Linked DNA regions of Homo sapiens: region 2 is linked to region 1. Evidence: chromatin contacts called from ENCODE Hi-C data. All regions are on one chromosome and are shown on one strand. The core of a region is the stretch at or near the end of the contact, and the rest is flanking DNA. Distances in the headings are between cores, read along the strand shown. Region 1 holds the start of SPATA31F3 (SPATA31 subfamily F member 3). Region 2 overlaps UNC13B (unc-13 homolog B).

Region 1 (4,735 bases), core at 685-3,184:
ACCTATGGAAATAAAAAAATTAAAAGAGAAAAATGTTCACTAATCCATTTGTTTGTCAAATCATTTTTAGAATATTTTTCCTTATAGCTAGTTCAAAAAGAAACCCTTGTGCTAATGAATTTTTTGGTTGTTTTTAAGTTGTGGTAAGATATGCTTAACATAAAATTTACCATTTTAGTTATTTTTAAGTGTACAATTCAGTGCCATTAAGGGCATTCATTTATGAATAAGATGGTTGTATTCATCACCCCAAACAGAAACTTCTGTACCCATTAAACAATAACACTCTATTTCCCCCTTCTCTAGCCCCTTCCCCAGCAAAATGTTGGCTTTTGCTTCTTGTGGATGCCTTGTCTTTGAAACTAGATTTTTAAGAATCTTGAAAGCAGGTAGGCAATACAACTCAAATGCCTTTGTACTCTCAACACTGCCCAACTTAGGGTTAAGCACGTATTGAGTGCTCACTATTCCTGTCTGGTGGAGGAACTAATGCTGGAGGAAGGATCAAATACCCTTTTCAGAGATTTTGTTTGTTTGTTTTTGAGGCAGAGTCTCATTCTGTCACCCAGGCTGGAGTGCAGTGGTGTGATCTCGGCTCACTGCAACTTCTGCCTCCTGGGTTCAAGCGATTCTCCTGCTTCAGCCTCCTGAGTAGCTGGGATTACAGGTGCCCAGCACTACACTTGGCTAATTTTTTGTATTTTTAGTAGAGATGGGGTTTCACCATGTTGGCCAGGCTGGTCTCGAACTCCTGACTCAGGTGATCCGCCTGCCTCAGCTTCCCAAAGTGCTGGGATTACAGGTGTGAGCCGCCGCACTTGGCCCCTTTTCAGAGATTTTGAGCCTAAGACCAACCACTTTTATCAGGGCAAGAACTTCTCAAGGAAACTCAGAAATCCTAGGGTGTTGGGGACATGCCATAATATTGATAGGGGTCATGAAGTTAACATTAATGTGAGAATCAGTGGGCAAAGGAGTGGTAGATCCCGGGGTTAAATGAGGAAAAATCCTGCTCTGCCTAAAGTTATTCAAATTCAGATTTTCATAAAACACTCTTTTAGGCAAACATTCCAACCACGGTGGATTCAACCAAAGAGCCACAAGTTTGTGAACCTTAATCGAAAGTTTTGCCAATAACTCATCTCCATGAATAGGCTAGATGCTATAAAATCTGTAGAGGCAATTCTGGAAAAATCAAGCCTTGTACAGAGCTCCAGAAGTGAGCCTCATTCATTTGCCTCCATGAAAGGTAGTGCTTACAATCTCTGCTCACCCATCTCAGGCTGGACCACGCAGATTGGGAGAAGTCCTTCTTTAACTCTCAGAAAGTTATTTAAAAGAACATCAGCTTTGTCCTTTCCTTGACATGTCACACACTGCCCTCTTTCTGAACCTCTCAGTACTGACCATATATCATTGCTGGTGGCATTAAAAATCGGTTTCCAAGATTTAACAATATGATGCTTGCCCTATCCTCTATTTTTTGTTGTTGTTGTTATCTTCCCAGTACAGATGATGTAGTTCATGGAGTTCCTCTGATCTATCCACTGTCTCTCTTATAGGGCATGTAGTGTGCATAGAGACTCGGTGTCATATGCACACTAGGTGTCAGGAATAGGTGTCAGGCCATTGTAGTAAAGGGGAGAGCTAAGCCATAACAGTATAGAGAGTAGAGAGAACATGAAAAGGTACATGTTGCCCATGACCTTGGCATCTTTTGCCCCAGGCTCTGTAGCCCATACAGAGCACCAGACACCCTCATCTGAACATTGAATCACCATAGTAAGCCTCTTTAAAAACAAATAAAGGTCTGTGATGCTATCCCTGCCTTGTGGAACAGGAGGGCTTTGTGATGCAGTCTGGTGATTTGGATCCCTCTTCTGTGAGGCAGAAATGACGAGGTGTAAAATCTGGAGGTATTAGGTTCTAAGACAGTGAAAGACTAGGGAGAGGGATGGCTAGTGAGGTTTAGATCATGTTGAGCCCTACCTTTGTTTTGTGGGATGTTGGATATCCCTTATACACCTATGGATCCATCTGCATTATTGCATTAATTATTTGGCAAGTGAAAAAGAGCTGCCAAAAATTAAGCTTGGTACCTAACAGGAGCTGTTGCCGGGTAGGGAAACACTATGACCATGGCTAAATTGATGTGCCTCAAACAAGATTTTATCCCCGAGCTTTCTCTTGTTACTCTTAGCCCTTGCTTTTTAAAGGGGTCTCCTCACTGGACACCAGAAGAGCTCCCAATTTGGGTGATTATTCTGGTTGGCAGCTATTTAGGGCCATTTGATGGCTGAACTCCTTTGACTTCTGGACCCATCCATCCTTTAATCTGTTCCACTTTTCCTCCCGTCTCATCCTAAAGTCCCCACCGAACTTATGAAAGGAATGGGGGTGGGAGGCATGGAGTATGGAAGAGCGTGAAAGTGAGTCAGAAATAAGCAAATAAGAAAACTCTTGGGGTGAAAAAGAATACAGAAAGGAAAGATAGAAGAGTATATAAAATTGGAACACAGAAAAAGACCAGGAAATGTTTATGAGTTTTGTTTCATTTTAGATATGGGAAAAAATGGTGTAGCAGCTTTGCATTCTAATGTTTTTGTCTTTAAGTGTCACCGAAGAGTCCAACAAAAGTCTGGAGATAGAACATCAAGAGGTAAAGTCCCAGTCTCTCCTCTAATTCACTTCTGCTGTGAGTGAGGTTCCCACGGATCCTGACCCTCTATGACCCCTGCTGCTAACAGCAGGTGCTCTAACCACTGCAGACTCTAGTACCCCCCAGGGACAATTTCTCATGGAAGACTTCCTTGGGTGGAAAATCAGAGCCTAGGCACATTAAAAAATTCTCTATCTTATCCTCCTGAGAATAAAGAATGAGGAATTAGGGCAGAAGTCCTCAACTCTGTCATTTACTAGTTTTACAAACCTGTGGAAGTCTCTTCAACTCTCAGTCTTGTTCTCCATAAAATGGGCATGTGATGATCCTTCCTCACTCCCAGTGTGATGGTGAAGGACAAATGAGACAAGGTGCAGAACAACACATCGTAAACGGTTAAGTTATACACAGATGTGACTTAGTGTTCTGACTCTGGGGTTTTCAGTATCTTCTCATTAAAAGGCCTTCAGCTTCTTATAGGATGTCCCTGAATCCTCTCCAGTTCCACATAACACTCACTATCTTCTGTTTCTTCAGCTAGGAGAACTTCACAGGAAGAAGCCGAGAAGTTGTGGAAGCTGCTGTTTCTCATGAAAAGGTAATCTCTTCTTCTTTGCAGTCTCCCAGCTGCTAGTCTGGTCTGTGATCATTTCTCAGCTTGGCTTGGGGTAGAGATGAGAAGAGGGAAAATGGATGGGAGGGAGACATACACAGTGGAGGCTGGTTCACTAGTTGAGAGAGTTACCAGGGCAGGGGGGCTGGGCCAGACATCTCAGGAGGGAAGGGTCACCCAATTCTGCTTTGGGCTAGGGTCACAGTAGTTCTAGAATTCAGGCTTGTACTAGTGTATAATTCATAAAAGACTCTACACAGGGTTGCATTCAGCCACGAGACAAGCTATCCAGTCAAGAGGAATGGATTTTGCGTAAAGAAGTCATCCCTGTCTTATTCTCTTTATTCCCTCTCCTCTGAGTCTGACTGGATTCTGCTGACATTACCTCCTCTGGCTCTGTCATTAGGGAGACAGCCCTCAGATGGCAGCCTATCATCTTATCCTCTTCTTAAGATTTCTAGAGAACAGGATTGATTCCCAAAAGATATTGAGTATATCAGCAGGGATACCAAATAGCTCTCAGAATGCAGAGGTCCTACATGAACTTCAAGCCCAAATACCGGGCTTTGGGTTTCTTAGCCTCAAATGAGACTGATCCGGGTTCTAACTGGTGATGCCCCATCAGCTAACCGCCTGGCTCCGTTCTCCTAGTTCAGCTTTTCAACAAGGTCAACAGAGAACTGACCCCAGCTCCCAGCCTTCTCTGAGGGCCACGCCCTCCCATGGGTCGTCTGAAGCCTTGCCCAACAAGCTCTAGATCGTCAGCCCAGCCCACCTTGCCAAATGGCTTTTTCTTTTTCTTTTCTTTTTTCTTTTTTTTTTTTGAGACAGAGTTTCACTCTTGTTGCCCAGGCTGGAGTACAACGGCACAATCTCGGCTCACTGCAAGCTCCGTCTCCCAGGTTCAAGGGACTCTCCTACCTCTGCCTCCCAAGTAGCTGGGACTACAGGCATACGCCACCATGCCTGGCTAATTTTTGTATTTTTAGTAGAGACGGGGTTTCACCATGTTGGCCAGGCTGATCTCGAACTCCTGACCTCAGGTGATCCATCCACCTCAGCCTCCCAAAGTGCTAGGATTAGAGGCATGAGCCACTATGTCCAGCCTCCAAATAGCATTTTCTTAGGAAGAAAAACAGGGAGGTAGACAACAAGAGAGTGTAGGCTCCAGGATTTTCAGGACTGGGAAAGGACAATGCCAACCCCGGCCCACACTTTTCCGAGAAGGCAGATGTCACTCCATCATTAATGTTTGTCATGTTTCTCTTCCCAGCCAGGGCTGGCTTCCTCAGGAAGGAAGTGTGCGGCGAATCCTGTGTGCAGACCCCTGCTGCCAAATCTGCAATGTTATGGCTCTGGAGATTAAGCAATTGCTGGCAGGTGAGAACAACCAGATCTCCCTGACTTCACTGGGGCCATCACAGGGCTCCTCTTGCCTAGAGGCTTTGTCCACATCTAGTGTG
Region 2 (4,735 bases), core at 1,018-3,517, 360 kb before region 1:
ATGAACTCATTACAATGAGTTTTGAAAAGGACCTGTAAACCTGAAAACCTGGTTTTGGATTCAGATTCTTCTGACCTCCTATGACCTTAAATGTTCGGTCCTAAACAGCAAAAAACAAAAGTTAGTAATAAATCATATGAAAAATAGGTTTTCTTTAAATAAAGAAAAAAAAGTTCACCTCTACCATTGGCCTTTACTTTTATCAGGAAAGTGGGCCTATAGAATGTACCAAATTGAAGGCAACCAACAGATTCACAAACCATGGACAAAGGTTTTCCTTTTCAGAAACAATATGAAGGAATCAATATAACACAGTGGTTCACACAGAGGTAGGAGCTACTAAGTCAGATTTTCTGTGTTTGAATATTTACTTCACCAGTTACTAGCTATGTGATTTGTGGCGAATTACTCAATCTATTTATGCTTCAGTTTCCTGCTCTCAAAAATGGGAACAACAGTAAAATCTGTCTTAGGGTTGTTGTGAAGTTTAAATAAATTAGAATACTTAAAGTCTCAGAATGGCATCTGGCATACTGTAAGACCTCAATAGTGTTAGCTGCTATGGTTTGTTTGTTTGTTTGTTTGTTTGTTTTGAAACAGGGTCTTGCTCTGTTGCCCAGGCTGCAGTGCAGTGGCACAATCATAGCTCACTACAGCCTCGATTTCCCAGGCTCAAGCCATCCTCCCACCTCAGCCTCCCAAGTATCTGGGACTACAGGCACATGCCATCACACTTGGTTTTTTTTTTTTTTTTTTTTTTTTTTGTAGAAATGAGGTATCTGTTTGTTGCCCAAACTGGTCTCAGACTCCTGGGCTCAAGAAATCCTCCTGCCTCAGCCTTCCAAAGTGCTGGGAACCATGCCCAGCCTACAGTTCTTATTATTACTAATATTACAACAACAAATGCTACAATCATTACCATCATCTTCAACTTGTAGTTGATGGAGTTTGGCATGAGATTCAGAAAAAACAGAGCAACACAAAAGTATCAAAATCCCCCCCCCCCGCATCCCCCTACACACACACACACACACACATATCACAGGTTGAAAAAGCGAAATAGATCAGACTCTAAGTCAGTCCTTTAGTGTCTCAAGCTGTTTTGAGGGAAACTGGGGAGAGGGTAACAATATACCAAAAACGTATGGCTCATTTCAATAATTAATCTGTGTGATCTTGACAAATCAATCTCAGGAGAAATAAGTCAATCATTTATCAAATTTTATTGAGGTATACTATGCATAGGTGTTGAGCCAAATGCAAAGAATATAAAATGGAACAATGTCTATGTCTTTTAAAACTTTGTGTTCATGTCAAAGAAATATATATATGTCATATGATGGATGTGCACACAGTAAAATGGAAGCACACAGGAGAGACCTAAGTTAGACTTGGGAGAAGGAGAAAACAGCACAAAGATTACCCAGAAGTGATGATATTTAAACTGAGCCTTAAAGAATAATAACAGGTAAACAGGGATAGAGGGGGTTAAATCATTCCTCCAGGGGTAGAAGCTAACAAATGTAGAAAAAAAGATGAGCCCTACTCCCCCCATACAAAACCGAAAAACGTCTCCCTAAAGCTAATAGATAGACAGCCATCAGAGAAAGGCGCCTGAACAGATGTGCTTCAGGAATATCTTCTGCTTACACACATGACATCTCCACCCTCCCCAGCTCAGAATAACCCATGTTCAGAGAAGCGACAGAAAGCTACAATTAAAAGAGATTCATAGACAAGTTTCTCACTTACAACACTGGGCGGCAGCAGTGGGCAATGGCTTCCTCTGGCTTTCTTCTTGACTAGAATACTAGAAGCAGAAAGGAGAAAATAAATAAATAAATACAATCAGAAGCCCAAGTAAAGACAGGGAAAAAAATCACAACTACCTATAAAAAGGTTTAGTGTTTGGAAACAAAATTTTTATTGAACAGAAACAGAACATCCTGCTCCTATTTTCTCTGTGTGATGTTGACATATAGGCCAGACTATTGGTTATGGCCCTGGCCAAGTGAGACAGGCTAAATAAAGCAGGATAATGAAGAACTGTCCTGACCAAGGGCACCTGGGCACCCACCTAGCTCTGCCAGGCAGCTGGAGAAGGTTTGGCCTTAGAATCCTTAGAATATTTCACAGCCCTCTGAGTTTTCCTGGGGCTAATGTATAGAAGATTTCCCCATTCAGGTGATGCAAGTGAAAACCTGTCTGGGGCTGTTTTCTCATTTTTAAGTAATAGTGCTTCTTTGCTCATAAGGTCACATGGGAAATAAGTGGAACTGCTTACCTAAGCATGTGGTGCAATATCTGGTATTTATAAGAGTTCCTCTCCCACTAGCACTGTAACCTCCGCCATCCCACCCACCACAACCACCACAAAAACAAGTACACGGTACTGAAGACATAAGACAATGTTCCATAAAAGGAAAAGAATTATGTCCAAATCTTGAGGATGGGCCCGATTTAGAAGGCAAAACAGAAAGAGAAAGGCACAAACAAATTAACAGGGGTACACAGAGTCTGGAAGACAGTGAGAATAGTCTGGTTCAGGGTCCATTGGATAATTAGAAAAATGTAACTCAGCCAGGCAACTTGCAAACATGAGATTTGGAGTTCTCATCCTGACGTGGTCACTTATTCATAAGCTATGAGATCTGAGGCAAGTCAATGCTTCTCTAAAACTGCCAATGAATGAGTTACTTATTAACTCAACAAATATTGATTGAGTATCCACTACGTGCAAGGCCTTGTTCTAGGCACTGGCAAAACAGAATTTGTAAATCATGGTAAGAATTCGAACTTTTCTAGTGTACTTAGAAGCCCTTTAGGGTTTTAAGCATGAGAGAATTATGATTTGATTATACTTTTAAAAGATCAATCTGGCTGCTGTATGAGATGAACTGTAGGGAACATGAGGGTAAATAATTATTGCAATAATCCAGACAAAAGTTGATGGTGTTGTACGTAACACTCTTATGAGTATCAGTGGTGAAGAGCATTTCAAATGGTTGGGATCCAAAATACAAAACACTTTTTGTATATAAAATATACTTTATAAGCAATAGAATATGGTACAAATGTCAGAGGTAGATACTGTTATTACTAATTTCCATGGAGAATAAGAAAAGTCAAGTACAATGTAAACAATATGATAGCACTAGCAAAATTGCCAATCACAAAAATGTTCAAAACATCTTTTTTTTTTTTTTTTTTTTTTTTTTTTTTGATACAGATTCTCACTCTTTCTCCCAGGCTGGAGTGCAGTGGAGCTATTTCGGCTCACTGCAACCTTCGCCTCCTGGGTTCAAACAATTCTTGTGCTTCAGCCTCCCGAGTAGCTGGGATTACAGGCGTGAGCCACCAAACATGGCTAATATTTATATTTTTTATAAATATTTATATAAATATTTTTATAAATATTTATATAAATATTTTATAAATATTTATATAAATATTTTTATAAATATTTATATAAATATTTTTATAAATATTTATATTTTTTATAAATATAAAAAATGGGGGTTTCACCACGTTGGCCAGGCTGGTTTTGAACTCCTGACCTCAGGTGATCCACCCGCCTCAGCCTCCCAAAGTGCTGGGATTACAGGTGTGAGCCACTGCACCCAGCCAGGTTCAAAACATCTTGAAGGTCAAAGATCCACTCCAAAGTAACAAAAGGACTTGGTTATAAATAATAGCCACTACAAATAATTATGATTTTTGTAGACAGTACATAGACATAACCATGAGGAATCCCAAAATTTTAAGTATTAAGAAGAATGCAGACCTAAGAGATCAGAGTAGATATTTTCAGAAGCTATATTTAATGAATCTCTCCCAGGCCCAAAACAGAAAGCTTAAGTCCAACTAGAGTATAATTAATAATGTTAAGACAGCTAAGAAAAAAGCTACAAAATCTGTCTACAAAAAACAGACAGGGATAGTAGAAGAAAGGAAAATTACAGGCCAATTTCATTTATGAATATAGAGACAAAAATCCTAATTAATAGATTACTAGGCCAAATCTATCATATTAAATAAGTGTGTGTAATATTCATATGTGAATATGTATGTATATGTGTGCACACATATGTGTGTTAGCATATAAATGTACATATAGCCTGTCCAGGTGGGTATTAAATGCTAGGCCAGTTCAATATCTGAAAATCTACTCATATAATTCACCATATTAAACAGATCAAAAGAGAAAAACTATGTGATCAAACAGATGCAGAAAAAGATGTGATAAAACCCCATACTTTTTCATGACAAAAATGCTTAAAAAATAAGAAAGAAAATAGAATTTCCTTAATCTGATAAAGAGTATCTACCAAAATCCATGGCAAACAGCATACTTTAAAACTTATAAAGCAGTCCCCTTACAGTCAGAAGACAGACAAGGCTCTCCACTCTTACAATGTTAAAAATTATACTAGATGTCTTAGGCATTGAATGTTTTAAATAAAAGGTCATGAGAAACAAGAAAAGTCTGAGAAAATACTACAACCAAGAGAAGCCTAAGGAGACATGACAACTAAGTGTAATGCAATATCCTGGATGAGATCCTGAAATAACAAAAAAGACTCAAGGTAAAAACTGAGGAAATCTGAATAAACTATGGAATTTTAGCTTTATTTTTTAGTTAATAAAATAAATAAAAAATACTCTTTAGTTAATAATAATGTACCAATATTAGTTCATTAACTGTAACAAATGTATCACACTAACAAAACTGCCT

Evidence for each region. Hi-C counts contacts between places; a loop is a spot of excess contacts on that map. Pooled maps may share reads with other maps.
Region 2: a map of PC-9 shows a loop between it and region 1 (16-fold over the local background). The contact joins the enhancer-like site here to the promoter of SPATA31F3 in region 1. A Hi-C loop is called at or near these places in 14 of 168 maps with a recorded cell type or tissue (B cell, CD4-positive, alpha-beta T cell, CD4-positive, alpha-beta memory T cell and 10 more), 20 of 37 single-sample maps with no recorded cell type and 31 of 50 pooled maps.

The regions. Positions count from the first base shown.
Region 1 is chr9:34,892,963-34,897,697 of GRCh38, reverse strand. SPATA31F3 (SPATA31 subfamily F member 3) reads left to right here and starts at 1,934. Exons shown (of 5, transcript NM_001309427.2): 1 at 1,934-2,119; 2 at 2,614-2,659; 3 at 3,197-3,257; 4 at 4,546-4,652. The coding sequence starts at 1,976. It also overlaps a transcript of PHF24 not described here.
Region 2 is chr9:35,256,068-35,260,802 of GRCh38, reverse strand. It overlaps UNC13B (unc-13 homolog B), which reads right to left. Exons shown (of 40, transcript NM_001371189.2): 7 at 1,753-1,810. Among named protein-coding and RNA genes, the nearest start is that of UNC13B, 96 kb to the right of the region's middle. Within about 2 kb of position 2,267, at least 3 of the 41 ENCODE cell types and tissues checked have a DNase peak (open chromatin) inside an H3K27ac peak, as active enhancers do.